Linked DNA regions of Homo sapiens: region 1 is linked to region 2. A link is a loop called in an ENCODE intact Hi-C map of the cell type or tissue named here. Cell type or tissue: PC-9. All regions are shown on one strand. Links, peaks and the distances in the headings refer to the core of each region. The heading gives the core; the rest is flanking DNA. Region 1 overlaps GNAL (G protein subunit alpha L). Region 2 holds the start of LOC124904251 (a long non-coding RNA gene).

What was found. A loop is a pair of places that touch in the nucleus more often than their neighbours do. Peaks named below come from ENCODE experiments on the same cell type or tissue, not always from the same donor. Only the 100,000 strongest peaks of a DNase experiment are listed, where the experiment ranks them.
Region 1: a loop joins it to region 2, with 3 times the contacts of the local background. A loop is called at or near these places in 7 of 110 quality-filtered maps.

The regions. Positions count from the first base shown.
Region 1 is chr18:11,798,927-11,815,598 of GRCh38, reverse strand. All of the region lies in intron 4 of GNAL (G protein subunit alpha L), which reads right to left. Among named protein-coding and RNA genes, the nearest start is that of CHMP1B, 44 kb to the left of the region's middle. In PC-9, for the core only: no CTCF peak of the experiment used is centred there; DNase peaks (open chromatin) are centred at 7,548, 8,168 and 8,668; H3K27ac peaks cover 2,275 bases.
Region 2 is chr18:11,852,239-11,865,731 of GRCh38, reverse strand. GNAL (G protein subunit alpha L) reads right to left here. Exons shown (of 12, transcript NM_182978.4): 6 at 3,283-3,337; 7 at 1,126-1,199. It overlaps LOC124904251 (a long non-coding RNA gene), which reads left to right and starts at 5,221. Exons shown (of 2, transcript XR_007066297.1): 1 at 5,221-6,388; 2 at 7,606-8,571. CHMP1B (charged multivesicular body protein 1B) reads right to left here. Exons shown (of 1, transcript NM_020412.5): 1 at 11,288-13,493. RefSeq lists enhancers at 3,481-4,387, 8,105-8,662, 7,670-8,869. In PC-9, for the core only: CTCF peaks have their summits at 5,173 and 5,372; DNase peaks (open chromatin) are centred at 5,611, 6,251, 8,081 and 9,121; H3K4me3 peaks cover 2,585 bases; H3K27ac peaks cover 5,480 bases.

The DNA.
Region 1 (16,672 bases), core at 4,548-12,547, 52 kb after region 2:
GGTGGGGCCTGGTGGGAGGTGACTGGATCATGGAGGCAGACTTCCCCCTCGGTGACTTAGTGCTCGTGAGAGCTGCTTGTTTAAAAGTGTGTAGCATCTCCCCGCTTCTCTCTTTCTCCTGCTGTGGCCAGGTAAGACATGTCTGCTTCTCCTTTGCCTTCTGCCATGATTCTAAGTTTCCTGAGGCCTCCCCAGAAGCAGAAGCCGCTTTGCTTCCTGTACAGCCTGCAGAACTATGAGTCAATTAAACCTCTTTTCTTCATAAATTACACAGTCTCAGCTATTTCTTTATAGCAGTGACTATAAAGAAATATATAGAGAATGGACTAATACATAATTGACACATAATAACTTCATATTTATGGGGTATAATGTGGTGCTTCAATGAGTATATACATAGTATAATGATCAAATCTGGGTAACTACTATATCTATCACTTTAAATATTTATCATTTCTCTGGGGTGATAATATTCCAAGTCTGCTCTTCTGGCTAACTTGAAATATACACTACATTATTATTTGCTATAGTCACTCTACTGTGTAATAGAATGCCCAAACTTATTCTTCATGTCTAACTGTAACTCTGTACCCATTGATCAGCTTCTTCCAATTCCCTCTCCTCTACTTTCCCCTCTCCAACCTCTGGTAACCACTTCTACTCTCTACTTCTATGAAATCAACTTTTTTTTTTTTTTTTTGAGATGGAGTTTCACTCTTATTGCCCAGGATGGAGTGCAGTGGCGTGATCTCGGTTCACTGAAACCTCTGTTTCCCGAATTCAAGTGATTCTCCTGCCTTAGCCTCCCAAGTAGCTGGTATTACAGGCATGTGCCACCCCATGCCCAGTTAATTTTGTATTTTTAGTATAGACAGCGTTTCGCCATGTTGGTCAGGCTGGTCCCCAACTCCTGACCTCAAGTGATCCACCTGCTTTGGCCTTCCAAAGTGCTGGGATTACAGGTGTGAGCCACTAGTGGCACCTGGCCAAGAGCAACTTTTTAAGACTCCATATATGATGAGACCATATGGTGTTTTGTTTTTCATTTTTTTTCTTTTTCTTTTCTTTTCTGAGACAGAGTCTTGCTCTGTCGCCCAGGCTGGAGTGCAATGGAATGATCTCTGGTCACTGCAACATCTGTCTCCCAGGTTCAAGCAATTCCCCTGCCTCAGCCTCCCAAGTAGCTGGGATTACAGGCACCTGCCACAATGCCTGGCTAATATTTTTTGTATTTTTGATAGAGACGGGGTTTCACCACGTTGGTCAGACTGGTCTCGAACTCCTGTTCTCAGATGATCCACCCACCTCAGCCTCCCAAAGTGTTGGGATTCCAGGCATGAGCCACCGTGCCCGGCCCAGTGTTTTTCTGTGCCTGATGAACAAAGTTTTAAATTCTGATGTCCAATTAATCCATTTTTTTCTTTTAGAGTTTATCCTTTTTTTGTGTTCTATCAAAGAAATATTTGCCTACCACTTAGTAAAAAATATTTCTTCCATTTTTTTTCTTAAAGTTTATAGTTTTCAGCTCTTACATTTAGGCCTATGATCCATGCAAATTAGTTTTTGGGTATGGTGTAAGGAAAGGGTCAATATTCACTTTTTTTCCATAGGGATATCCAGCTTCTCCTGAACATTTAGAGAAAAGACTATCCTTTCTCCTTGAATCCTTAGTATCTCTGGCTCTCTGTTAAAATTTTTTTTTAATTTTTAAATTTGTTTTAGACACAGGGTCTTGCTCTGTTCCCCAGGCTGGAGTGCAGTGGTGCAATCACAGCTCACTGCAGCCTCGACCTCCTGGGCTCAAGCCACCCTCCCATGTCAGCCTCCTGAGTAGCTGGGACCACAGGCACATGCCACTGCGCTTGACATCTCTCTTAAAATGGACCATATGAAGGTGGATCTATTTCTGAATTCTCAATTCTGTTCCACTGATCTCTAGCTCTCTCCTCATGCTAGCACTATACTGTCTTGATTATTGTGGCTTTCTAGTAAGTCTTCAAATTAGGCAGTTCTAACTTCTCCAACTTTGTTCTCCTTTTCTAACATTGTTTCGGCTATTCTAATAAAATAATTAGGTATTTTTATCAGGGAAAAAAGATTCGAAGAATCACGACTTTAGTCTTTGCTTCCAGACAAGCCTCTAAGTCTTTTGAATTTTTGCATAAATTTTAGCATTAGCTTGTCAATTTTTATAAAAAAGCCTGTTGGTATTTTGATTGGGATTACATTGAATCTATGGGTCACTTGAGAAGAACTGCCACCTTAATGGCAGTTAATGGTTGTGTAATCCATGAACATAATTGAACATGTTATTTCTCTACTTATGTCTTTTTTTCTTTTTTTTAAGATGGAGTCTCACCCTGTCGCCAGAGCTGGAGTGCAATAGAGCGATCTCGGCTCACTGCAACCTCCACCTCCCGGGTTCCACCAATTCTCCTGCCTCAGCCTCCTGAGTAGCTGGGATTACAGGTGTGTGCCACCATGCTCGACTAATTTGTTGTATCGTTAATAGAGATGGGGTTTCAGCATGTTGGCCAGGCTGGTCTCGAACTCCTGACCTCGTGATCTGCCTGCCTTGGCCTCCCAAAGTGCTGGGATTACAGGTATGAGCCACCACACCTGGCCTACTTACATCTTATTTAAATTATCTCAATAATGTTTTGTAGTTTTCAGCATATAGATTTTTTACATCTGCTGTTAAATTTTTTTCCAAGTAAACTTTTTTGGATGTTATTTATTTCTTAATTTTTTTTTTTGAGACGGAGTCTCACTCTGTCACCCAGGCTGGAGTGCAGTGGTGCGAGCTCGGCTCACTACACCTCCGCCTCCCAGGTTCAAGTGATTCTCTTGCCTCAGCCTCCCGAGTAGCTGGGATTACAGGCATGCGCCACCACACCCAGCTAATTTTTGTATTTTTAGTAGAGACAGGGTTTCACCATGTTGGCTGGGCTGGTCTTGAACTCCTGACCTCAGGTGATCCACCCACCTTGGCCTCCCAAAGTGCTGGGATTACAGGCGTGAGCCACCGTGCCCAGCCTGAATGTCATTTTTAATGTTCATGTTTTATAAATTTCATTTTTCAGATTTTTTTCATTTCTAGTGCCCAGAAATACAATTGATCTCTGTATTTGTTCCTGTGTCCTGCAAGCTTGCTAATTTCACATATTAATTCTCTCAAGATCCTTGAGGCCTGGGGCAGAAACGGAATTCCCTGCAGGTTCCCAAGTACAGGAAGATGAAGCCAAGGGACCTTCATAGCCCCCCAGGGCCAGTTGCAGGATTTCTACTGCTTTTACTCATTTTTTCAAAGATACTTGAAGATTTGTCTAGGGATGCTATCTTTTATTTCCAAATTATAATCTCACAAAACAACTGTGGAAAGTATAAACTTTTACTAATCAGTTCCCACAGTACAGAATTAAATAAATCGAGTCTCCAGTGATGGAACATAGAATTTTCCTCAAGTATTTTTTTTCCCACAAAATTAATTTTTTAGCTTTTGACTTTTCACAATACTCCCACTCATAGACCTAAGATTCTCTCTGTAAAATCCTAATTCTCTAAGAAAGCTGTGCACTTGCAGCATGCCAAAGAGACTCACAAGAGAAACTTATTTGTGTGGGAACAGAAATAAAATAATTAGGTATTTTCATCAGGGAAAAAAGATTCAAAGAATCACGACTTTAGTCTTTGCTTCCAGACAAGCCTCTAAGTTATCTGACAAAAATTCTCCTTGGAACATCAAGCTTGAATTATGTAACATTTTAGGGTATTACTCTTATTCTTGGTCTTTTTAGTCACTCCGTATCCTTTCTGTTTTACCTGTTGAGAAGCAAAATGGAGAAAGGAGATTCCTTTTTTGGGGGAACAAGGTTAAATTTAAAGCAAATATCTGTAAAGGTGGGCTTGCTATATTCTTGCTGACAGTGACTATAGAATTAAATATATTTTTCTGTTGGCAAATTTTAGTGTAAAACACACCGTTTCTAATGAGAAGGCATGAAATAATGTTTATGGCAATTTGAGCATAGATTTTGGTATCTGAGTGCTGGGGTTCGAATCCCGGCTGGGGTGGGTGGGTTCTTAGCTCCGACTGCTGACAGTTAACAGTTTTAACAGTTTCCTCGCCTGGTCCAAGGGATAATCCAGTATTCCTGGGCAGAGGCTGGTGCTAAGGCCAGGACTGACCAGTTCACAGCTCACAGGGGAAGGTGGGTGGGGCAGAAAGGAGGAGAGTCTGTGAGGGGCAAGGGGCAGGAGGACATGGTGAAAGAGGCTGGAAAGACAAAGGAGAAGCGAGTGGGGGTGCGGGGATGTGGTGTCAGGGAGGACAAGCACAGCCGTGGGGCAGTCAAGAGTGTGGCGATCAGCCGTGGGGAGGGCTGCGCTGGGGCCGTGGGACGGTCCAGGAGGCTCCTTTGGCGGCTTTGGGTGCAAGGAAGGCACCCAGGAATGTGGCGTTGTGGCTTTTGGGAAATGTGGCAAGGCCCGGATTTCAATGGTGGGGCAGGGGAGCAACACATGGTAAGTAAAGGAAATTCTAGAAACATCTACAGAACACCTGCATGTGGAGAGCACCACATTAAGTCCTGGTGCAGAAGAGAGAAGGGGGCACAGGTTCTGAGCTGCAGGAGGGGCTGTGCTCAGATCATAAGCACGGCGGGGTGTGGGGGGCGGCCCAAGGGCACTGCATTCAGAACTGAGCTTCAACCACACCCACAGATTCCTGGATTTGCTCTCAGCCTTCAGACCCTTCAGGAACGGCCCAAGAAAATGTGACTTGTCCAGGCCAATGCACTTATAGCCAGCGTGGATGGAACAGAAGGGCAACAGATGACTAGGAAAAATATGCCACAGGGAAGAAAAGGGGTAGCAGAATACTGCCATAAACAACGTGAGATGCAGCTCTGAAATGTACCTGAGGGGCTGCATGCTGTAAACCAAGCCTCAATCCTCTGTGGGGTAAGGGGATGCTAGTGACCCACCACTGGACAGCCCCTCCCTGCAGGCTCCGGGCTGAGTTTTCCAGGTGACGAGCTGGGACTGGTCCAGCCATATTCAGCCCCACTGGGACCAACAGCTCACACCTGCCAGGCAATGTGCAGGCCTGTGATCTCTGTGTTATCAATGGGCAGATGTACTTGCACCCAACACCATAAAATTAGCTGATAGTGTCCTAATTGGGAACCAACAAGGGTTTTTTTGAGACAGGATCTCACTCTGTCACTCAGGCTGGAGCGCAGTGATGCGATCTCGGCTTACTGCAACCTCCGCCCCTTTGGGCTCAAGAGATCCTCCCACCTCAGCCTCCTGAGTAGCTGGGACCACAGGCGCACACCACCACGCCTGGCTATTTTTTTGTATTTTTAGTAGAGACAGGTTCTCGCTATGTTGTCCAGCCTGGTTCTGACAACTCCTGAGCTCAAGCAATGCATCTGTCTCGGCCTCCCAAAGTGCTGACATTATAGGCGTGAGCCGCCCTGCCCAGCCAAGGGTTTTTGTTCTATTGAGCTTTTGTTCTGAGAAGGTGCAGCCCCTAGCTCTGGGGAACCTCAGTGGCTACAGGAAGCTCAACACCTGCACTAGCTTAAAGGTATGAGGGGATTACAATTTCCACATACATACAAAAGGAAAGATTTCAAAGGCAGCCACTGAGCCCCTCTGTAATTCTGCAGTAGCTGTAAGTCTGTCAACAAATAACTGACATAAAAGGGAAAGAATATTGTCCAAAGAAATTCAAACACCTTGTAATTCTATACTTGTGGTTTGCACTAGATAATCTTAAATACTTCTTCCAGTTCTTGGACTCAAATATTTCAAGTTTTACATTTTCCCTCTTTCTATTTTTTGTCTGTTTGTCTTTTTTGAGACAGAATCTTACTCTGTTGCCCAGACTGGAGTGCAGTGGCTTGATCTTGGTTCACTGCAACCTTTGCCTTGTGGGGCCCAGTGAGTTTCATGTCTCAGCCTCTCAAGTAGCTGGGATTACAGATGTATGCCACCATGCCTTGCTAATTTTTGTAGTTTTAGTAGAGACGGGGTTTTGCCATGTTGGCCAGGCTGGTATCCAACTCCTGGCCTCAAGTGATCCACCCACCTCAGCCTCTTTCTATTTTTTCATGTCACAGCTTTATTGAGATATAATTTATATACCATACAATTCAACAATCTTAAGTGTAGAATTCAATGGTCTCTCTAGAATATTTGTAGAGTTGTGCCTTCATCACCACCATCAATTTTGGAACATTTTTATCACCAAGAAAAGCAATTCTGCATGACCCATTAGCAGACACTCCTCATTTCTCCTCCCCCAGCCTCCTGCTTTCTTCCTTTTTTTTTTTGAGATAGAGTCTCGCTCTGTCGCCCAGGCTGGAGGGCAGTGGCACGATCTCAGCTCACTGCAACTTCCGCTTCCCAGGTTTAAGTGATTCTCCTGCCTCAGACTCCTTAGCAGCTGGAATTGCAGGTGCATGCCACAACACCTAGCTAATTTTTGTTTTTTAGGTAGAGACAGGGTTTTGCCATGTTGGCCAGGCTGGTCTTGAACCCCTGACCTCAGGTGATCTGCCCGCCTTGGCCTCCCAAAGTGCTGGGATTTATAGGCACGAGCCACCATGCCTGGTCCCTCCTTTCTGTCTCTACAAATTTGCCTATGCTGGACGTTTCCTATAAATGGAGTCACACAATATGTGGCCTTTTGTGACTGGCTTCTCTGACTTAGCATGATGTTTCTAAGGGTCATCTCTGATATGGCATGTGTCAGCACTTCAGTCCTTGTTATTGCCGAACGGCATTCCATTACATGGATCGGACACATTTGTTGATCCATCTGTCATTTGATGAACATTTAGGCTGTTTCTACTTTTTGGCTATTATTGAGTAATGCTGCTATAAACATTCGTGTGCAAGTTTTAGTCTTGATGTATGTTTTCATTCCGTTTGGATACATGCCTGGGAATGGGACTCCTTTCTTTCCCAAGAGAAACATCTGGATCTATATATATTACAAGAGTTTCTAGTTGGAATTAGTCACTCAACATGATTAATTCCTCTCTGAACATTTAATAACTTCATTAAAAACTCTACTATTTATCCTATCCAGGTGGGTAGCATGGCAGATGTTACATGAGGGTAACACTTATCTAACTTTCTAATGCGTTTCAGATTTAAATTCGCACAGAGATAGTCCCAACATTCTTGGAATTCCTGACAATTCCAAATAATCAAATAAGAAAGCCCCAAAGCCTGGCTTAGTACCTCTTCCTGGCCTTCTGCTCCAGCCACAGCCACTTTCTGAGCTTCCTGGGCCACACTGTGAGGGAAGAGGGACAGCAGTAAAACGGGCAGAGGCGCTCTTTTGCTTTGGAGCTTGGAGTGCAGGGTGAGTGATTGGAGGAGAGTAGAGTCTGGGGAGAGTGGCGATTCCTTCCACTCCCTGCAGAGTGACTCAACCAAAGTAAGGCCTGTCATTCACCGATTCACTCAGCAAATATTTATCATGGTCCTGGAATGGGTAAGAAGACCTGTGAGGGTAGAGTAGGGACAAACAAAGTCTTTAAAAAAAAAAAAAAAAGAAGGCTGGGCTGGACAAGGAAGTGTGGTTTCTCCTGTGTGATGAGGGTCACCAATGACATTCAGGCTGCTTTCAGGGGACCTTGGTCCTCATCTGACCTGGCTCATCATTAGCACCTGACAGGGCTGACTACACCCTCCCCGTGAAACACTGTCTTGGCCTTCAAGACATCATGGCCACTTTTGCTCAGGGTTCACTGCTGGCTCCCTCTCTTCCCACAGCCTCCTAATCCTAGAGGGATCCAGGGTTGGTGCTGGGCCCCCCTCTCTATGTAAGCTCACTGCCTTGGCGATCTCCACTTTGTGGCATGCACACCATGAATATACTAGTGACTCCAAATGGACATCTCCAGCTTAGGCCTCTCCTCTGAATTCTGGACTTGCACATCCAATTGCCTGCCTGACATCACTGCTTGAATTCAACAGGCAACTACAACTCAGCAAGTGCCAAACAGAACTCTTAATCTTCCTCCCCAAACCTGCTCCACCTGCGGTTTCCCCCCACGGCCCGGCTTAGGCCAAACTCCTTGGAGACATCCCTGTGATCTTTAAGGAAATACTCTTGGCTGTACCTTGAGAATCTATCCAGATTCTGATTCTCGCACTGCTAAATTCCTGACTGAAGCCATCATCATCTAGTCCACGCAGTTATGGCCACAGCCTCCTATCTGGTCTGTTCCCACCCTTCTCACCACAGTCCATTCCACTCAGCAGCCAGTGAATCGTTGAAACCATAAGTCAAATCGCATTACAGGTGGGCTCAAAACAATCCAATGATTACTATGCAGCTGTAAAAAGAATGAGACCATGTCCTTTGCGAGGATGTAGAGCTGGAGGTTGTTCTTTTCTTTCTTTCTTTTTTTTTTTTGAGACAGAGTCTCGCTCTATCACCCAGGCTGGAGTGTATTGGCACAATCTCCACTCACTGCAACCTCTGCCTCCCAGGTTTAAGCAATTCTCCTGCCTCAGCCTCCCCAGTAGCTGGAACTACAGGCGTGCGCCACCATGCCCGGCTAATTTTTGTATTTTTAGTAGAGACGGGGTTTCACCATGTTGGCCAGGCCAGTTGTGATGACTCACGCCTGTAATACCAGCACTGTGGGAGGCCGAGGCGGGCGGATCACTTGAGGTCAGGAGCTCGAGCTGCAGGTTATTTTTAGCAAACTAACACAAGAACAGAATACCAAATAACACATGTTCTCACCTATAAGTGTGAGCTAAATGATGAGAACAAATCATTTCTGTGTAACAAATTATCCCTGAACTTAAGATAAAAGTTAAAAAAAAAAAAAAAAGAGTACTTCACAATATTGAGAAGGCCCTTGGTATTCTTCAGCCCTGCTTCCCTTTCACCAGCCTCCCTCAACAGGAGGACGTCTATGTGAATATCAAAGTGGAAGGACAGTTAATGGGCCGCAATGCTGGGCACACAGTTTCTTTCTTCCTTCGAATTCTTTTTCCTCTAATACTCACTGTTCCTGAGAGGGGTAACCTATCTCTCACTATATACAAAAATCGACTGAAGATGGATTACAGGCTTAATTGTAAGACTTGAAACTATAAAAATACTAAAAGGAAACCTAGGGAAAACTCTTCTGGACATTGGTCTAGGCAAAGAATTCATGACTAAGACCTCAACAGCAAATGCAACGAAAACACAAATAGACAAATGGGACTTAATTAAACTAAAAAGCTGCTGCACAGCAAAAGAAATAATCAGCAGAGTGAACAGACAACCTGCAGAATGAGTGAAAATATCTGCAAACTCTGCATCTGACAGGGGACTATGTCCAGAATTTATAAAAATCTCAACTCTACAAAAACCCCCAAATAATCCCATTAAAAAGTGGGCAAATGACATGAATAGACACTTTTAAAAAGAAGACATACAAATGGCCAACAAGCATATGAAAAAATGCTCAACATAACTAATCATCAGATAAATGCAAATTAAAACCACAGTGAGATATCATCTTATAGCAGTCAGAATGGCTATTACTAAAAAGACAAAAAAATAACATGCTGGGGAGGATGGAGAGAAAAGGGACACTTATACATTGTTCTTAAGAATGTAAATTAGCACAACTTCTATGGAAAACAGTATGGAGATTCCTCAAATAATCAAAAATAGAACTACCATTCTATCCTGCAATCTCACTACTAGGTATATATCCAAAGGAAAAGAAATCATTATGTCAAAAAGATACCTACACTCATATGTGTATCACAGTGATATTCACAATTGCAAAGATATGGAATCAACCAAAGTGCTCACCCATGGATGACTGGATGTGGTATATATACACGCAATAGAATACTTTTTGGCCATAAAAAAGTGAAATCATGTCTTTTGCAGATACATGGAGGGAACTGGAGGTCACTATCTTAAGGAAAACAATTCAGAAACAGAAAAACAAACACCACATGTTCTCACTTACAAGTGGGAGCTAAATAATCAGTATACAGGACATAGACTGTAGAATGATGGACACAGGAGACTCAAAAGGGTGAGGGGGTTGGTGGGGGGTAGATGATGAAAAATTACTTAATGGGTACAACGTACATTATTTGGGTGATGGATATACTAAAAACTCAGACTTCACCACTACACAATATCTCCATGTTCCACCCAAGCTGCACCTGTACTTTACCAGTACAGAATACCTCCATGTTCCATCCAAATTGCACGTGTACCTCACCACTACACAGTATCTCCATGTTCCATTCAAATTGCACCTGTACTTCACCACTACACAATATCTCCATGTTCCACTCAAACTGCACCTGTACTTCACCACTACACAGTATCTCCATGTTCCACTCAAATTGCACCTGTACTTCACCACTACACAGTATCTCCATGTTCCACTCAAATTGCACCTGTACTTCACCACTACACAATATCTCCATGTTCCACTCAAATTGCACCTGTACTTCACTACACAGTATCTCCATGTTCCACTCAAATTGCACCTGTACTTCACCACTACACAGTATCTCCATGTTCCATTCAAACTGCATCTGTACTTCACCACTACACAGTATCTCCATGTTCCACTCAAACTGCACCTGTACTTCACCACTACACAGTATCTCCGTGTTCCACCCAAACTGCACCTGTACTGCACCACTACACAGTATCTCCGTGTTCCACCCAAACTGCACCTGTACTTCACCACTACACAGTATCTCCGTGTTCCACTCAAACTGCACCTGTACTTCACCACTACACAGTATCTCCGTGTTCCACTCAAACTGCACCTGTACTTCACCACTACACAGTATCTCCGTGTCCCACTCAAACCGCTCCTGTACTTCACCACTACACAGTATCTCCGTGTTCCATCCAAACCGCACCTGTACTTCACCACTACACAGTATCTCCGTGTTCCATCCAAACCGCACCTGTACTTCACCACTACACAGTATCTCCGTGTTCCATCCAAACCGCACCTGTACTTCACCACTACACAGTATCTCCGTGTTCCATCCAAACCGCACCTGTACTTCACCACTACACAGTATCTCCGTGTTCCATCCAAACCGCACCTGTACTTCACCACTACACAGTATCTCCGTGTTCCATCCAAACCGCACCTGTACTTCACCACTACACAGTATCTCCGTGTTCCATCCAAACCGCACCTGTACTTCACCACTACACAGTATCTCCGTGTTCCATCCAAACCGCACCTGTACTTCACCACTACACAGTATCTCCGTGTTCCATCCAAACCGCACCTGTACTTCACCACTACACAGTATCTCCGTGTTCCATCCAAACCGCACCTGTACTTCACCACTACACAGTATCTCCGTGTTCCATCCAAACCGCACCTGTACTTCACCACTACACAGTATCTCCGTGTTCCATCCAAACTGCACCTGTACTTCACCACTACACAGTATCTCCGTGTTCCACTCAAACTGCTCCTGTACTTCACCACTACACAGTATCTCCGTGTTCCAAACTTCACCTGTACTTCACCACTACACAGTATCTCCGTGTTCCACTCAAACTGCTCCTGTACTTCACCACTACACAGTATCTCCGTGTTCCATCCAAACTGCACCTGTACTTCACCACTACATAGTATCTCCGTGTTCCATCCAAACTGCACCTGTACTTCACCACTACACAGAATCTCCATGTTCCACTCAAACTGCACCTGTACTTCACCACTACACAGTATCTCCGTGTTCCATCCAAACTGCACCTGTACTTCACCACTACACAGTATCTCCGTGTTCCATCCAAACTGCACCTGTACTTCACCACTACACAGTATCTCCGTGTTCCATCCAAACTGCACCTGTATTTCACCGCTACACAATATCTCCGTGTTCCATCCAAACTGCACCTGTACTTCACCACTACACAGTATCTCCGTGTTCCATCCAAACTGCACCTGCACTTCACCACTACACAATATCTCCATGTTCCATTCAAATTGCACTTGTCCTCTTTAAATATACACAAATAATAATAAAGATAATATATAAAAACTGGTAACAAAAAACCCCAAGCAACCCAATGCTACAATCCAAGTGTCCATGGGCAGAAGAATGGATAATGGAAATGCAGTCTAGACACACAATGGAGTATCATTCATCCTTACAAAGGAAGGCAGTTCTGACACATGCTACAACATTGATAAAGCTTGAGGACTTTGTGCTAAGTGACATGAGCCTGTCACAGAAGGACGAATACTGGATGATTCCACTTACATAAGTCAAAATCATAGAGACAGAAAGTAGAAGCATCGTTGCCAGGGGCTGTGGGGAGGAAGGAGTTGGGAGTTGTCTCATGAGCACAAAGTTTCATTTTGGGAAGATGAGAAAGTTCTGGAGATGGATCTTGGTGATGGTTGCACAACAGTGTGAATGTTCTATGCCACAGAAGGTGCACTGAATAATGACTAAGATGGTAAAATTTATGTTATATGTATTTTATCACAATAAAAGAATATATTATGAAAACAAAACAAAAACAATCCAGTACTTTCCATCTCCAAGTGAAACCTAAAGCCTCTCGTCATCTGACCTCCCCATTCCCTGGCTCCCTGATTCCCCTCCCCACCCAGCCTGGCTCACTCTTCTCCAGACACACAGCCCGGGTACCTCTCGAACTCGAGAGCCTGCCTCCTTGGGCCACTGCCGTGCCCTTCCCTTCTACCAGCTTCTGCTCAGATGCCACATCCTCCGCAGCCCCGGAGAAAATGGCAACTCCCTGCCACCCGGCAGTCCCTACCCCGCTTTATTCTTCTTTCCCACCCACGCATCAGCCATCAACACACTGTGTGCTGATTTTCTTATTGGTTTGTTTCTCCTAACAGAGACTCAGCTTCATAAGAAGCTTTTAATTCATAGTAGCTAGAATTACGCCTGATATAGAAATATGCAGTGACCAGTTTTGGAATCTGTGGATGGATGGGAAGTCACTGGGGGTTTGGATGAAGAGAATCCCAGAGCTCTGCTTCAGGACCATGAGTGCAGAGGTCAGGGATGTGGACTAGAGGGTGAGCCACTGCCTGCAACAAGACTGGTCTCAAGAGTATGGTGATGAGTGTGTTTCGAAATCAAGAAGTACGCCTGGGTGTAGGGTGGCAGTGGGGAATTCAACCACATCACCAAGGCAAAAGCAAGAAACCATGAGGAGCAAGCACTGGTGGACAGCTCCCTTCCAACCAGTTCAGGTAATCCAGTAAGGACTTGACATTTCCCAGGACTGTCCATGACTTGAGGAACTCCGTAAACAGAATGGTTTCAGTTCTTACCCTGTCATCAGTCTTTTAGGGCCAAACAACAAAATAAGTGGCCAGCAAAAGGATTTTCGGGCGAAGTTCGTAAGGAGCATACTCTTTATTTTATCGCTTTTTGCTAACTTGACTCTAAATATAAAGAAAATGAAATTTTCTTGGCAAGTAGTCTTCCTACCAGAAAAAAAATGTCCCTAAACTTTCAGGGAAACAGGTAACCAAGTTTATATTTGAAAAAGTTAAAACTGTAAATATGACAGCTATGTATTGCAGTGATTTTTGCCATGATTATGCTTGATTATTATACTGATTATTGCTATTACCAGTTCCTTACAGATGGTGAAGGAGGTCCCTACTCAGGTGTCTAATGCACATCTTAAACTCAGCATGGCCAGGCTCGAACTCCTGACCCCCGGGACCTGCTCCACCTGCAGCCTTCAGACCACAGGGGAAGGCAGGTTTGTCTTCCCAATGGCTCAGAATAAACCATGACATCATCCCTGATGCTTCTCTTGCTATCACGAGCCACATCCATCACATCAGCAAGGCTCTACTTTCAAACTGGATCCAAATTGAATCTCACTACTTCCATGATTCCAACCATCCGCACCTCTCACCCAGATTATAGCAGCAGCCTGGTCTCCTTGCCTCTCTATGGCATCTTCTGAAACAGTGGCCAGGGTGATGTTTTCACAGTGTAGGTCAGCTAGGGCCCCTCCTCCACTCAAAATCCTCCAACGGGACCTTATTCACTAAGAGTTCCTACAATGACCTGTAAGGTCCGCCTCCCGGGTTCAAGCGATTCTCCTGTCTCAGCCTCCCTAGTTGCTAGGACTGCAGATGTGCACCACCACGCCTGATTAATTTTTATATTTTTAGTAGAAACATGGGGTTTCACCATGCTGGCGAGGCTGGTCTTTAACTCCTGACCTCAGGTGATCCACCTGCCTTGGCCTCCCAAAGTGCTGTTATTTCAGGCGTGAGCCACTGCGCCCAGCCCACACTGTGGTTTATTGATTTATTATGTTTCATTCATTCTCTGTATCACCCCCTATACTATAAGCTCCCCCAGGGCAGATATCTTTTTGTTTTGTTCCTGATGTATATCAAGCACTTAGCATTGCCCTTGACACATGCTAAGAGTTCAGTAAATATTTGTTTCATGAGCAGTGGATGAATAAACTTTTCCAGGAAGTGTCTTCTCTCACTCTGTCTTCTACCTACTTTGTTGTACAGTTTCACCTCCATGCCAAAAGCCTATGTGAATTAGGTTGAAAATTCATATCAATTATTTGTTAGCAACTTTGAGGTGATGGGAATTGGGTTTGTGTCTGCAAGTGGGAGTTGTATTTTGGTGTTTAGACCATGTTTGTCCTGGTTCTACTTCATAAGTAATTTAGAAAGCAACTTTTCTGGCATCCAAGAACACAATTATCCTCAGAAAGTCATACATAATTCATGTAATTGATAATGAATGGACTAGGAAATGTTAAGTGGCTTTCCTTCCTATGACAGAGAAGCCTGCGGAAGAGAAAGCACCTTCCACATGACAGCCCCACGAGTCTCCCAGAGGCCGCCTGGCCCCTTCCTGATTTCTGCTGTACCTGAGTATAACCCACCACCATATAAATTGGCAAAGAACAAATTCAACCTGGGCCATGGCCTCAGGGACATCCTACCAAAGGCAGTGGCCTCTTTCATTCCGTGGGCTTCTGGCAGGACATATACCTCCTTTTCCCAGCAAATGCTGCTCCCACACAACAATAAACTGCTTCTTGGCACTTACAGGCCACCCCAGAGTATCCATCACGAGCCCATCCTTTCATGCCTGTAGAATTCTTAATTATGACCAGTGAGAGGATAATAAGCAATGTACATGTTCAGCAATTCTCCCAATTCGCAGTTTGCAATGTTACCCCCACAAGACCCTTAAATATCTGCCCTCACTGCAGGGGTGGATTGGACACCTGCTGCTCGTCATCTTATCTTATTTAATCAATCCTATCTATCTATCTATCTATGTTCCATCTATCATCACTTGTATTATCCATCCATCCACTCACCCATCCACCAATCTGACTGCCTATCATCTATCTATCACGTATACTATGTGTGAAAGAAATGTATGAAGACATGAATATACATCATTGTTCATTGTTGAAGGTTGTTGACCTAATGGGAAAAAACAGCACGTGCCATAGGATTCAATTTAATAAATAAAGCAAATAATAATAATGACAGTGACATTTTAGTTTCATGGCCAGTAAAGGGTAGAGATATATGACAAAAAATAGGGAAAAGGAATGGAGAGGGAAAAAGGGACACGTACAGGGGGAGGGAAAGACAGTGAAGAGTGAGGGGCGAGAGAGAGGGAGAGAGAAGGCCTCAGGGAGCACCAGACAGACAGGTGCACACTTGCCTGAGGACAAGGAAAAGTGGGGCATTTTGTAAACTGTGCCATTGTCAGTCCACTGCTGAAAATTTAAAAGCACCACTTAAAAAAAAACTATATGCAAAAGTAGTACAGGCTGAATATCCCTTATCTGAAATGGCTGGGGCCAAAAGTATTTCATATATTGGATTTTTTTTATACGTAGGTTGAGCATCCCTAATCCAGAAATCTGAAATTTGAAATACTCCAGTGAGTATTTCCTTTGAGTGTCATGTAAGCGCTCAGAACATTTAGGATTTTGGAGCCTTTTGAATGTTGGATTTCTGGATTACACATGGTCAAGCTGTAATAACTATGGGTGTGTCAGCTGATAGCAAACTGAAGGCTAGAACTTGCTGAGGGCTGGACAGTGACCCTATTATACCCCTGTGCTATTGTAGAAAGCTAGTAAAATATTTGAATAATTTCTCATTGTAGAAATAAGAGAACATTTATGTTTAAGACAGAGCAATGAACAGATATCATGGAAGGCGTTCAAAAATGGCTTTACACTTTCCCTAAGACAACAGAGTGGTGAAGTACTCACAGTGCTTCTGGGCTGGAGACATGATACTTTCTTTCAAAAGCAGCCTCAGAGGGACAGACTGTCCCTGTGGCTGGGGACACATGGGGATATGGGCTTGGGATCCTGGGGTTCATTAGTTTGAGGCTTAATTTCCAAAGATGTTAAAAGGTGTGTTCATTTAACTTTTTTTTTTTTTTTGAGACAGACTCTCGCTCTGTTGCCCAGGCTGGAGTGCAGTGGCTTGATCTCGACTCATTGCAACCTCCGCCTCCCAGGTTCAAGCAATTCTCCTGCCTCAGCTTCCCAAGTTGCTGGGATTACAGGCGTGCGTCACCGTGCACAGCTAATTTTTCATATTTTTAGTAGAGATGGGGTTTCACTATG
Region 2 (13,493 bases), core at 2,301-10,300:
CCAGGCTGGAGTGAAATGGCCTAATCATGGCCCACTGCAGCCTTGAATTCCTGGGCTTAAGAGATCCTCCCACCTCAGCCTCCTGAGTAGCTAGGACCACAGGTGTATGCCATCAAGCTTGGCTAATTTTTTTTTTTTTTTTTTGGTAGAGACAGGGTCTTGCTATGTTGCCCAGGCTGGTCTTGAACACCCGGTCTCAAGCAATCCTACTGCCTTTGCCTCCCAAAGTGCTGAGATTACAGGCGTGAATCACTATGCCTGGCCTGAAGGAAGCTTTGATAGATTTGTGGGGTTTGCTTAGCACAGGTGGCATCTGAGGCTCAGAGGACAAGATGAACAGAAGCGCTACGGCAGGAAAAGCTGGGAGAACTGGAAGGGTCCTGACAACAGCCCAGCCTGGTGAGGCAGGTGGCAGGGGACAAAGCAGGCCTGGGGACGGGGCTGGTCATAGGCAGAGGGCTTGGGTCATACGGTGCACAAGCAGTAGTGAGCCCCGAACCTTCTTCAGCAGAGGAACAGCACGATCCAGGCCGTGCCGTAGGAAGATTCATTTCGTGGCACTGAGAAGGGCGACTGAAATGGGTAAGCCAGGGGACAGGAGACAAGCCAGGGCTGTGCCGAGAGAGTCTAGGGGCGGGGGAAGTGATGGAGCAGGACTAGGGTGATAGCTATGAGGATGGAAAAGAGCTTTGTGGAGGGAGAATTAATGTCTTATCATGAGGGAGCAAAATGAAGAAAGTAAGCTCATTTGGCTGAGTTTGCAGTTGGGCAACCCAAGAGATGGGCTGGAGACACACATAAACTGCTCATTTCAGTTCTCAACCTGTGACTGTGCATCTGAAAGATCAAAATTTCATGAGTCTCCTGATCTAAAAAAAAGGGCCAATCAAATCAACAACTCAGATGCAAACACTGCCTTCCTTTCAGGTGTCCTCATTTCTACTTTAAAGTAGGCAGTAAAATCAACACTTCAACTCTTGCTAGAGTTCAAATTTCACCCCAGCTGCTCTTACCTGAAAGGGCTGCCATGCACATTCAGGAATGAAGCCCCCTTAAACCTCACAGCCCTTCGGCTCTGGGACATCATGTGGCCCTGGGCCATGCAGCTCTTAACAACATACTCACTGGAAGTTTACTTTGTCCACTTGGAATCGTGTCTCAAAAATCCCAGATGTCAGAACTCTGCATCTGAGGAGGTCCTGGGAACAAGAAGAGGGAAACAAGCTGAGTTACATTACTGTTCTTCTTCAAGGTAAAGCCCGGGTATAACTATACCTCATCAATATTTTTCAAATAATTTGTTCCACTGTAAAGGAAACAACAATTAAGAACCAACATTGGCCGAGCATGGTGACTCACGCCTGTAATCCCAGCACTTTGGGAGGCTGAGGTGGGCAGATCACCTGAGGTCAGGAGTTGAGACCAGCCTGGCCAACACGGTGAAACCCTATCTCTACTAAAAATACAAAAAAACCAAATTAGCCAGGTGTGGTCACAGGCAGCTGTAATCCCAGCTACTTGGGAAGCTGAGGCAGGAGAATCGCTTGAACCCAAGAGGCAGAAGTTGCAGGGAGCTGAGATCGCGCCATTGCATTCCAGCCTGGGTGACGAGTGAGACTCCGTCTCAAAAAAAAAAAAAAAAAAAGAACTCAGACGAATGTTCTCTGTTTTATCCTCCAGAGAAAGCCACAGTTAATGTGTTGGTTTGGCCCCAAGAGACCTGATAACTGTGCTTTTGTTTTAAGACTTAAAATCATGTCTGCAAGAATCTTACTAACATATACCTGACAACCACAGTCAGGGCATCAGCATTCCAGAGGGACATCCCTGCTGGTGCTCTGTTGGCTTGGGTGAAACTCACGATGGCTTGGGTGAGAAACCAAAGGAAGTGTAACTCTGCACTCACAAGTCTTCAGCCTTATGAACTGGATGCTAGTTGATTTCATTTATTCTCTCTTCCCTGCACATTTCTGTTTCCTCCAAGATAAAAGATGTGGTACCCCGAGGGGACGAGAAAGCCACGCAGCCTCACAAAGCTGGCATCCCTGGTACATTTGGCAGATGTCAGAGTTTTTTTTTTTCCTGACCCCCAAATCCATGTGATTTTAAGGAAGCAGCCATTCTGTAATAATTCTGGAACATGGGAGGTGGTCCTCCCATTTTAGTATAACGAGAACTGTTTAGGACAGGTAAGTTAGTTGAGGGACTGACTCAAGACGAGGAAGCCTCCATTGCTTTGTCAGATAATTTCAAACTCTCAGGATCAGCCTTAGAGAGGATAAACTTCATGGGAGAGAGAGAAGCTCAGGCCTCAGACCTCCCACCTTGGGGGCCCAGGGCCAAGGCCTTGCAGGGAATACAGACTCTGGGGGAAGTTTGGAGAGTGTGGTTTGAACAGAGACATCCCTCTAACTTCCTTGGGGTTCACTGGCTCTAGAAGCACCTGAAGTCTCCTGAATTGAGCAATCCGGGGGCTCTCCAAGTCTCTGCAGCTGCCCGAGGGTCGAAGGGGCACAAAGATTCCCTCTCTGCTATTTAAGAATTGGTGGAGTGGGCTGGGCACGGTGGCTCACGCCTGTAATCCCAGCATTTTGGGAGGCCAAGGCAGGTGTATCACTTGAGGTCAGGAGTTTGAGACCAGTCTGGCCAACATGGCAAAACCCTGTCTCCACTAAAAATACAAAAATTAGCTGGGCGAGGTGGCAAGCACCTGTAATCCCAGCTACTTGGAAGGCTGAGGCAGGAGAATCGCTTGAACTTGGGAGGCAGAGGTTGCAGTGAGCAGAGATTGCAACATAGCACTCCAGTCTGGGCGACAGAGCAAGACTCCATTTCAAAAAAAAAAAAAAAATGGTGGAGTGCTTTTTTTTTGACTCAACCCAAAGGGGATGCTCTGGGTCACACCTGGAAAGTTCACTGTGATATGGGACCCCCCAGGCCCAGGGCCACAAACAGAATGGGCATAGTTTATGAAGCCAGGAAGTAAAGACTTCGCTTTCCTGAGGACAGCTCCAGGAGGAAAAGGAACGGCATATTCCTTATCTGCAGATAAACTCATTTGCATGCTGGCAATTTTGATAATCACTAAGTGCTAGAGTCAGGGGAGCAAGGCACAAGGTTTGATGACCAATCCACGCACACACACAGGGCAGTACAAACAATTTGCAAAAAGTAGGTATCTTAAGGATTTTTCCTTAATTCATTCTGAAATAATCATTAAATCATATTGGAAATGAATCTCAAAGTTTCTGGTGTGTGGTGGGGGACCCTAATTCCACATACCTGGTCTGTGGGTGTGTAGTCAACCAAGCTGACGCTGTCGATTCTTTCCAGGAAGCTGCAAAGAAAGCCAGCAAGGGTTGAGGCCTGTTCTCTGCCCACTTTCCCCTGGGGTTGGGGAGAAATTAATGGGACATCACCCAAGTACAGCAAGGATGGGGGCAGGCCAAGAAGCTGAAGTGAGTTCTTACTTTGTTTCCTGAATTTGTATCTGTCTAGATAATGCAACATTCTTGACCCAGGGAGGGAGAACTGCATTCTTTTTTTTTCTTTTTTTTAATGTTGCCTTCTCTCCCCTCTCTTCTCCACTGCCACAGCGCTGGGGGTGGGAGCTACTCAGAAACTGGGAGAGAGCATGGAGCCTCCCGTCCAAGGCTAAGCGAGTACAAGAATGTGTTGCAATGTAAACAAAACATGGAAGGTGACAGATGTCCCTTTAGTTTCCTAATCAAATCCAGATGTTGTGTGTGTGTGTGTGTGTGTGTGTGTATGACTGCGTGAATATGTGTAAGAGCGACTGAGTGTGGAGAGCGAGTATGTGGTGTGCAAGAGTAAATGTGTAAAAGTGTAAGGGTGAGTGTGAGAGTATGTGCGGAAAGTGTGCGAGAGCGAGAACGTGAGTGTGCATATTTGAGTGTGTGTGCTGGCAAACCTGGCGACGCCTGTTGGTGTCAGATCTGCCTGGCGCCCACTGTGTCCCACACAAGGCAGGATGGGAGCCAAGGAAGGCTGTGCGCCGCTCTTGGGTGATGACCCTTCCGAGAGGGAGCTGGGAGGCCGCCGAGCTCCCTCTCCTGAGTGACCACGGCCCCTGCACAGGCCTCCCCCGCCCTCTCTGTGCCAGCCTGGCTTTACCAAGGCATCTATCCAGGCTGCACGTTTCCCACTGACTCTTGGTTGATCTGTTGTTATTTATCTTCTCCACTAACATGTTAGGCCCTCAGGGCAGGTCTCTGTCTTGTCCACCTGGGAGTCCCCAGCACCTAGTGCAGGCCTGGCCCCAGTAAATATGGTGGAATGAACCAGTGTCCTCTGTCCCCTTCTCCTTCCGCGGCTGGGACAGGTGACCATTGAGGGCTGAGAGGCTGGGTCCCTCGGGGACCAACAAGCACTGGGAATGGGTTAAATGGCAAGCAGGGGACAATTCTGGAGACAGAGGGGCAGCAGGGACCCTAGAAGGAAGAAGGAGAGCCAGCAGGAGGGAGGGGTCGGGGGGGCCCAGGCTCTCTGTTGGTGCTGGCGTTGACGGGAGGCCCTGGTACTGAGGAGAGAGGATGGACGGCCTGGAGGCTGCGCTGGCTCCCTGCCTGCCATGCCAGTTGGCTGGTTCTGTCCTTTGGTAGGTAGAGGCAGCAGACATGTGCCCATGAGCATTTCATGCAGAGGAGGCGATGTTGCCTCCCAATCTCCCCATCCTCCCACACCAGCTCCTCTGCAGGCGCCTGTGAACCTCAGTGTGGGCAAGAGGGAGACGAAACGGTTCAGAACACAAAACGCCACCCCACAATGAGCCCTTCAGCATGTTGACTAATTGTAGCTGAAGGCACTTGAGAAGCCTCAGCTGCAAGGCTGGCTGGCTGGCTGACCTCCCGCTCTGTCCCAAAAAGCAGGTCATGAAATCTTCCCTAAGAAACGTGCCTGCCCTGTACCAGGAAGAGGAGAATGTTCTTATCACCAGGGGTTCGGAGTCCACCCTGAAACTGATCTGTACAAACCCACCAAAATAACCCTTGTCTTTCATTAGTCACTGCCCCACAATGACTGCCCCTAGAAACTTGAACCTTTCTCCTGTGTCACTTCTCCATAAATTTATCATCTTTTGTTAAAAGGGTATATTAGCTCTCGGTCCTAACAGCTTCTTTGGGTCTTCATTTTTCTTATGAAAGTTCCCGTGTGCATGTAAAAATATTAAATAAAATGTGTATGCTTTCCTCCTGTTAATCCGTCTTTGTTAGTTCACTCAGCTACAGAACCTAATGGGAAAGAGGGAAGTTCTTTTTCCTTCCCTACAGAGGTCAAAAGGGGTCCATTTTAGGAACCACTTGGCCAAAGACAGTAAGACTACATAATTTCCTTGGACATCTTAACTCCTTCCTTTTGGAAAGCTAGAGACAGTCCCTAGTGGCCAAAACTGAGGCATGGCCATGGGATGACATTTTGGCAGCCTTCACCCATGAACTTGGGTTTGGCACCCCCAGGGCAAGTAACCCAGAAGCAGAATACACAAAGGGGCAGGAGTGGATCTGCTGGTGTTTGGGATGGCCTTTCATAGCGATAGGAAACAGTGGGGGCAACTGTGACCTCAACTGTCATGAATGAGTCATTTCCCTGGAAGCCAAGGGAAACAGGCTATGGGAGTGGTGTCTGTGACTGCATTGTCTGGTGTGCAGTCATTAAAGAATGTTAGCCAGGTGCAGTGGTGCACGCCTTTAATCCCAGCACTTTGGGAGGTGGAGGTGGGTGGATCGCCTGAGGTCAGGAGTTTGAGACCAACCTAGCCAACATTGTGAAACCCTGTCTCTACGAAAACTACAAAAATTAGCCAGGTGTGGTGGCACGCATGCCTGTAATCCCAGCTACTTGGGAGGCTGAGGCAGGAGAATCGCTTGAACCCGGGAGGCAGAGGTTGTAGTGAGCCGAGATCACACCACTGCACTCCAGCCTGGGCGATAGAGTGAGACTCCGTCTCAAAAAAAAAAAAAAGAATGTCAACTGCTCCTGGCTCTGCAGAGGTATGGCCCAGGTGACAGGGCTATTGAGAGGCCAAAGGGACCCTGATCAGCCAGTGGTGTCTTTGGAATAGGTGCTGCAAGCTCTGGGAGGTGCTACTGCGCACCAGAAGGTTGGTGAGTTGGCCAAGGGTGTGGAGCTGGCTCCAGAGGGGAAGGAACAAAGGGAAGGGACCCTCTGGGAGCTGGAGAGACTTGGGAGCCTGGAGGCAGGAATTCCCTGCCATTGCCTGAGGCCTGGTTTGGAAAGTACAATGCAGTTTTGGCATGGTGGTTGCTGGCCTGGAATGTGGTGGGGTGAAGAGCGTGGTGGAAGGACACACTGAGTTCCTGACCATCCAGCAACAAAGGAGCAAAAAGACCTTGGAATCCATGAGAAGGTAGGAGAAGTTTCTGCCGGGGTGGGACGGGAGCTCTGAACTGGGGCTGGACAGTCAGATGGGTTTCTGGGTGAGAAGGCTGCTTCCCTCACAGGCTACAACAGTTGTAATCAGAAATGGTCGCAACTTTTGACAGGGTCCAGAGCAAAGGATACAGAAATGAATTCGCTCTGATGAAAAGAGCTGGAAGGAACTGAAAATTAAATATGAAGCCTGTGGCTATAGTTAGAGTTTAGGAAGTAACCTATTTAAAATGGGATGCACATAGGTTGGAGGTAGGTGGTGAATGTATTCAGATGATAATAACTAGTCTAAGTAGAAAGAATGAAGTATGGTTAACCAAAAAATGCCTCTGGAGTGCTAGAGAGATGTGATGAGAGGACGTGTGAGTGCATCTTCCTGTGCACTATGAAAGACCAGTGACTTTGAGATGCTGACAGTGATGAGGCTGGTGGGTCTTCTCCTGTCGCCAACCTCCAAAATGGATATTCAGAGTCCTTCCAGCTCTGATTCTCAGAGATCTAAGTGAGACGTGGGAGGTCTCATTGAACATTTCCAAGAGCTGCTTCTGATTTGTTGCTGATGCTGAATGGTACCGAGTTCATGCATTTCAAGTTTGTGCAATGAAAATAAAATGTGAATATTCACCCCAAAATGTGAATATGCCCCCAATTCTTTGAAAGACTTTCTAAGGAATAAATAATAGAGTGGTAGATTTCTGCCAGCCTTCTGCCTTGATCCTTGTTTCAACTGGCATATTTCCAAGCATGTTGCAGGAGTACTTTTTCAAATTGGGGCTTCTGTGATTACATACATAGAGAGAATTTTAAAGGGGTCTCCCAAATCATACATAGAATTTTGCATATGATTACATTTTAAAGGGTTATAACATTGCCTCCTTAAATATGCCACTGCATGCTGACCAGAAGAATTAAGCAGATCTAAAAATCCCTTGCAGACTATTCACTCCAACTATTAGATGCAGAGGTGCAAAACTATACCAAATTAGCATTGTAAAAAATCACTTGCATTGTAGACACTATAAGGAAGTAGTTAAAAAGAAATTTACTCTGATTTTTTTTTCATTATTTCCTGTGACAGCTGAGGACACTCATGTTTGCAGAAATGTTTTCATTTTCATTTAGATCCCCCTTCTGTTTGATATTAGCAAAAGTAACAATGCACTGTTTATATCCCATCTGTTGTTGGCGTCAAAGAATTCTTATGGCCATGGAATTGATCATGAAGAGGAACAAGGAGAGTCATGAAAAGATGAAAACTATTCTGTTAAATGCCTTTGTAATCAAACTACTGGATCTGAGAAAAAAAGTACCAACTGAATTTCCATGTATTTAAAATTTTTTGTGTGTGAAAACATATAGCAATTGGAAATCTGTCAAGGCAAGTAAAAAACTTTTCCCAATGTTAATGAAATTTGACTCATGATATTTATCTACAAGACATAAAAATATAGATGGATCCCAGATACTCAGGAGGCTGAGGCAGCAGGATCACTGGAGCCCAGGAGTTCGTACTGGTGGAGAAAAACATTACTCACGTGGTGACAAAGTACCAGGCAGTTGTAATGCACAGCCAGAGTTAAGATTCCCTGCTCCTTAAAAGGGGTTCCCAGACTCGCAGCATATCGGCGTCACTGGCAGACCCACTGCGTCAGCATGTGCAGCTGAACCATGTCCCAGGTGATCAGTGATTCATGGTGACTCGTCATCCAAGAGCGTGTTCCTCTTGGCTTTCCCCACCTCCCTGCTTTATGCTCTAATCTCTGCCTGAACCATCATTTCTCATGACTCCTGCGCTTCCTCCTTCCCATGGGGTAAAGTCCACACTTTTAATGTGGCCTCCAGCCCTTTGCAGTCTGTCCAGTCTCCCCTTCAGTCTCTTTTAACATCACGTGAACCCTCCACTCCAGTCAAAACTCCCTGTAGTTTTTGGCCTCTCAGATCCTGTGTCATTCCTGCTTTTTTTCCCCCTTTGAAACCTGAGATTAAACCCTGCTGGCTCTGGGAAGCCACTTCTAACTGCCATGACACAGCACAATATCCCTTTCCTCCGGCACTTACTGTTTCACAATTTGGTGAGCATGGCATGCTGCCTTATACTGTGATTTAATCCTTTTTAAAGGTTGAGGTATAAAATAACATAAACTGTGTAAACAGTCCTGATCTTAAGTGTTCTTGATTTTTTTTTTTAACATCTGGGTACGCCTTGTCCATTTTTCTTTTTCTTTGTATGTTTTATCTACCTATCTGTACTGAATATCATTTAAGGGCAGAAGCATGTTCTCATCTCTAGAAAGAAGCCCCACATGGCATGCATGTTTTGGACTAAATCTTTCCCTGGATTGTCATTTAAAACGTTTTTAAATTTAAAAAACTATTTATTTTTATTTTTTTGAGACAGTCTCACTCTGTCACCCAGGCTGGAGTGCAGTGGCACAATCATGGCTCACAGCAACTTCCCCCTCCTGGGTTCAAGGGAGTCTCCTGTCTCAGCCTCCCGAAGTAGCTGGGATTACAGGTGTGCACCATCATGCCTGGCTAATTATTTTTTTGCATTTTTAGTAGAGACGGGGTTTCACCCTGTTGGCCAGGCTGGTCTCGAACTCCTGACCTCAGGTGATCTGCCCACCTCGGCCTCCCAAAGTGCTGGGATTACAGGTGTGAGCCACCACGCCCCACCTGTATTGTCATTTTGAGTAAACACTGCTGAATTGTTTGTCCTGGCATTTCTCAGCAGGGAGAGGATGTACAAACCCTGAAGAACAGAGGCAAACATTTCATTGTGGACAAATGCTGTGAAGGAAGAGGACACAGCTCTTGAGTGTCCATACTTGGGACTCTGTGCGCTTAGGGTGCCTGCTTTACCTGCCTGTCTGCTGTCATCAGAAAGCTCGAGGCACTATCAGGAGTGACCACCCAGGCCAGGCACACGTTTGCTATGCAGTGCAAGGAGCCCACTGTGGGAGGCACCACACCAGGCCCAGAGACTGACACTATGACAGACATTGCCTGGCCCGGGCTCCCTATGGAATTTGCAATCTAATGTAGAAAAACAAACCTAGGTAAACCAGACAGCATTTTGCTAATTCCAGTCAGTTGATTCAACACAAAAACAAAAACAGGGGTCTGCTCATCAGTTTCCTTAGTGTCCACTGGCTTGCAGCTTTTTGCTATAAAGATCTTGAGCTTTGGACTTTGGCTACAGAATTGCCAAGAGGATGTTGTGTTTTTGCAGAGGAAGTCCCTCCCTTCTGCTTTATAGTGTGCTTGGCCAGCTGATGCTGATACTATGCTCAGTTAATAAGGTTCTCTTATCAGACTGGTGCTTATTTTCAGCACTTTTTTTTTTTTGAGATGGAGTTTCGCTCTTGTTGCCCAGGCTGGAGTGCAATGGCGCGATCTCGGCTCACCGCAACCTCCACCTCCCGGGTTTAAGCAATTCTCCTGCCTCAGCCTCCCAAGTAGCTGGGATTACAGGCATGTGCCACCATGCCCGGCTAATTTTGTATTTTTAGTAGAGACGGGGTTTCTTCATGTTGGTCAGGCTGGTCTCGAACTTCCAACCTCAGATGATCTGCCTGCCTCGGCCTCCCAAAGTGTTGGGATTACAGGCGTGAGCCACTGCACCTGGCCCAGCAGTCTTTTCCAAATCAAAGACAGCAGGGCGGGCACACAGTGTCCAAACCTCATGGTCTGCCTGTATTTAAAAGGCATCTAGATACATTGGCATTCCTTCAGCAAGAAACAGCTTTAGTAAGAAAATTCCCCAGCAGCACACACAGTATCATCTGGGTTCCTGAACTGAAATAAACTAAAAGTAGAGGAAAGTATTTTGTGAATTAATCCAGTCTACCTTTTTTCTTTCAATCCTAAATCCATGTTAGAAATTGTGCACTTGAAGGCGGAAAAATGAAAGGAAGAAATATAACTAGTAGTTAAATGGAAGATTAACTAGTTAACTAGTTCCCTGATGTGTTTCAGTTGGATACTTTTGTAAATTATATCCATCTTTGGTGTAGGGAAGTTTCAATGTGAAAAAAAATCTTGTAGTTATGAAGAAACAATTACAGTGAAGAAGCCAGGGGACCGGGCGCGGTGGCTCACGCCTGTAATCCCAGCACTTTGGGAGGCCGAGGCAGGCGGATCACTTGAGGGTCAGGAGTCCGAGACAAGCCTGGCCAACATGGTGAAACCCCGACTCTACTAAAACAACAACAACAACAACAAAAACAAAAATTAGCCAGGTGTGTTGGTGCGCATCTGTAGTCCCAGCTACTCAGGGGGCTGAGGCAGGAGGATCGCTAGAACCTGGGAGGTGGAGGCAGCAGTGAGCCGAGATCGTGGTGGCACTTCAGCCTGGGCGACAGTGAGACTCCGTCTCAAAACAGCAACAACAAAAATAAGCCAGGGATCCTAGAAATATGCAAGAAAAAGCCATACTAACCAAACAAAAATTTAAGTGCTAAGACTGAGGGTGAATTTGGAAAAATATCATGCTTTCTGACCCAAATCTACCTCAGAATTTTTTTTTTTCCTTTTTTTGAGACTGAGTTTCATCCTTGTTGCGCAGGCTAGAGTGCAATGGCGCAATCTTGGCTCACCTCAACCTCCGCCTCCCAGGTTCAAGCAATTCTCCTGCCTCAGCCTCCTGAGTAGCTGAGATTACAGGTGTGCAGCACCACGCCCAGCTAATTTCATATTTTTAGTAGAGGCGGGGTTTCTCCATGTTGGTCAGGCTAGTCTCAAACTCCTGACCTCAGGTGATCTGCCCACCTCAGCCTCCCAAAGTGCTGGGATTACAGGCGTGAGCCACTGTGCCCCGCAATTCTTTTTTCTTAAGTGTTTTTTAAAACAGGATGCACACTCACATCCAATAACATGCAGTTTAAAATGATTTAATTGACAAATTCTTGTGATTTACATTTCAGTAATCAACTGCAAAAGTGAGGAAGTAATTCATGGGCCTGTAGTGCTTTTGAAAATAATATTTATGACTCATAAAAATGTACATTCATAATAGTATGACATGGACATATTTTAAGAAAGTTCAAGCATATACAAGCATTGTTTAATCTCACAAAATATATTAATTTTGTTGGGAATATGTGCATTATAAAAGGGTCTTTAGTTTACCAAAGGGTTCAACACTAAGCTATTTTTAAAGTTGTAATTATTTTTTCCAATCTAAAGAGGGGTTAAGGCCAGGTGCAGTGGCTCATGCCTGTAATCCCAGCACTTTGGGAGGCTGAGGTGGGCGGATCACCTGAGGTCAGGAGTTCAAGACCAGCCTGGCCAACATAGTGAAACCCTGTCTCTACTAAAAATACAAAAAAACTAGCTGGGCATGGTGGTGCACACCTGTAATTCCAGCTACTCGGCAGGCTGAGGCAGGAGAATCACTTGAACCCGGGAGGTGGAGGTTGCAGTGAGCAGAGATCGCGCCACAGCACTCCAGCCTGGGCAACAGAGCGAGACTCTGTCTCAAAAATAAAATAAAAGAGGGGTTAAGACTCATGCTGTCTTCACACATGGCCCTGCACAACCATGTGGAGGACAGGAGGGATATTCTTGAGAGATGCTGGGCAGACAACTAACAAGTGTCCCTTAAAGCACACTTCTGAACAATGTCCAGTCAAATATAAAATAACTTAAATATGAGGGTCACTCCTCATCTGCACGCACCTGTTACACTTTTTTTTTCCTTACTCATTTACACTGGGAAACATGTTATAATAGTGAATAGTTGGTTATGAATCTTTCAAAGAACTTGGAAGGGCCCCTATAATTATTTTCTGAAACAATGGAATTCTCTTATGGAAAAATCTTCCAGTGAAGGAAAGGGTAAGTTAAAAAAAACTTGAATTAACTTAGGTTAGCATGCTTGCCAAGGCAAAAGCAAGTTGCTTTTCTCCATGTTTCGAGGCTATGAGAAAGCGGTGGATACATGCTTTACTTTTCAGCCAGAAAATACGCACTGCCATTCCTGAGAAGATGGCAGGCAGCACAGCTGGGCTCTAGCCTTAAAGACTCAAGCTTTCTCCTTCCTTCCAGTCCTACCTCTTTACTTCTCAGATTTCCAGCTGGCTGGATGTATACATAAATGACTTGCATGGCTAAGTAAAACATTCCAGCTTATATTTTCAAGGATTTCCAAGAGTTCTTGCTTTTGGACAAATTAATAAATGCAAATTAGAACTTAAAACGCAGTTCTAATTTTATTTCTATTTTTGGTTGTTAAAATCAAAACAAAACCTACACACACACAGTCCTAGGGTTTTCTCAAACGAAATCAACAGTTCTTTGGCAATGTTAAGAGTGTGTAACATGACTGCCATGCTAATTAGCATAATTTATAAGACTTCTAATAGTGTTGAAACAGGAAAATAACTATAAACTTGTTAGAGAAGTTCGTTTGAAAGACACTGTCAAATGTCACACTAAGTCTTTTTAAAAACTCAATTTAGTAAGTAGAAAATATAAATGAACAAATTTAATTTTTCCAGATAATAAAGGAAGTTATTCGGCATTTTTCCCAGTTACGCAAAGACAATTATCACGTGAAAAATTTATAGAATGTAAGCAGTAAGAGAGTATTATGCAAAAATATCCTAAGGTAATTTCAGTATAAATTATAGGACCACATTTATTAATAATATACGTTATGAGAACAATCATTTGCAGTCTCACTGTGAAGGCAAAAAAAAAAAAAACAAAAACCAAAACCCAAAGGATAAACAGAAATAGCACAGTCCACCGAATACACTGCATGGTGTTTATAACTGTATAACCAAACTAAGTAATCTTTCCCCTCTCTTTAACTTTTATGCACCACCTGCCATTCTAGATACTATCAATCACACTAAATAATAATAAAAACCAACCACCTTCAATCTGATCATTCTGGGCAGGAAACTGAATACAGTTTTGACCAGATCTTCGAGAAAGATTCATATACACGAAATTAACTAGTTCTGTTAAAAGGCTGCTATAAAAATACCATCATTACGAGCTATACAGAACTTTAGAATCCAGCTAAGAGTGCAGAAATACTGAATTTCTTAATTTATGTGGAGGGGGCTGTAAAC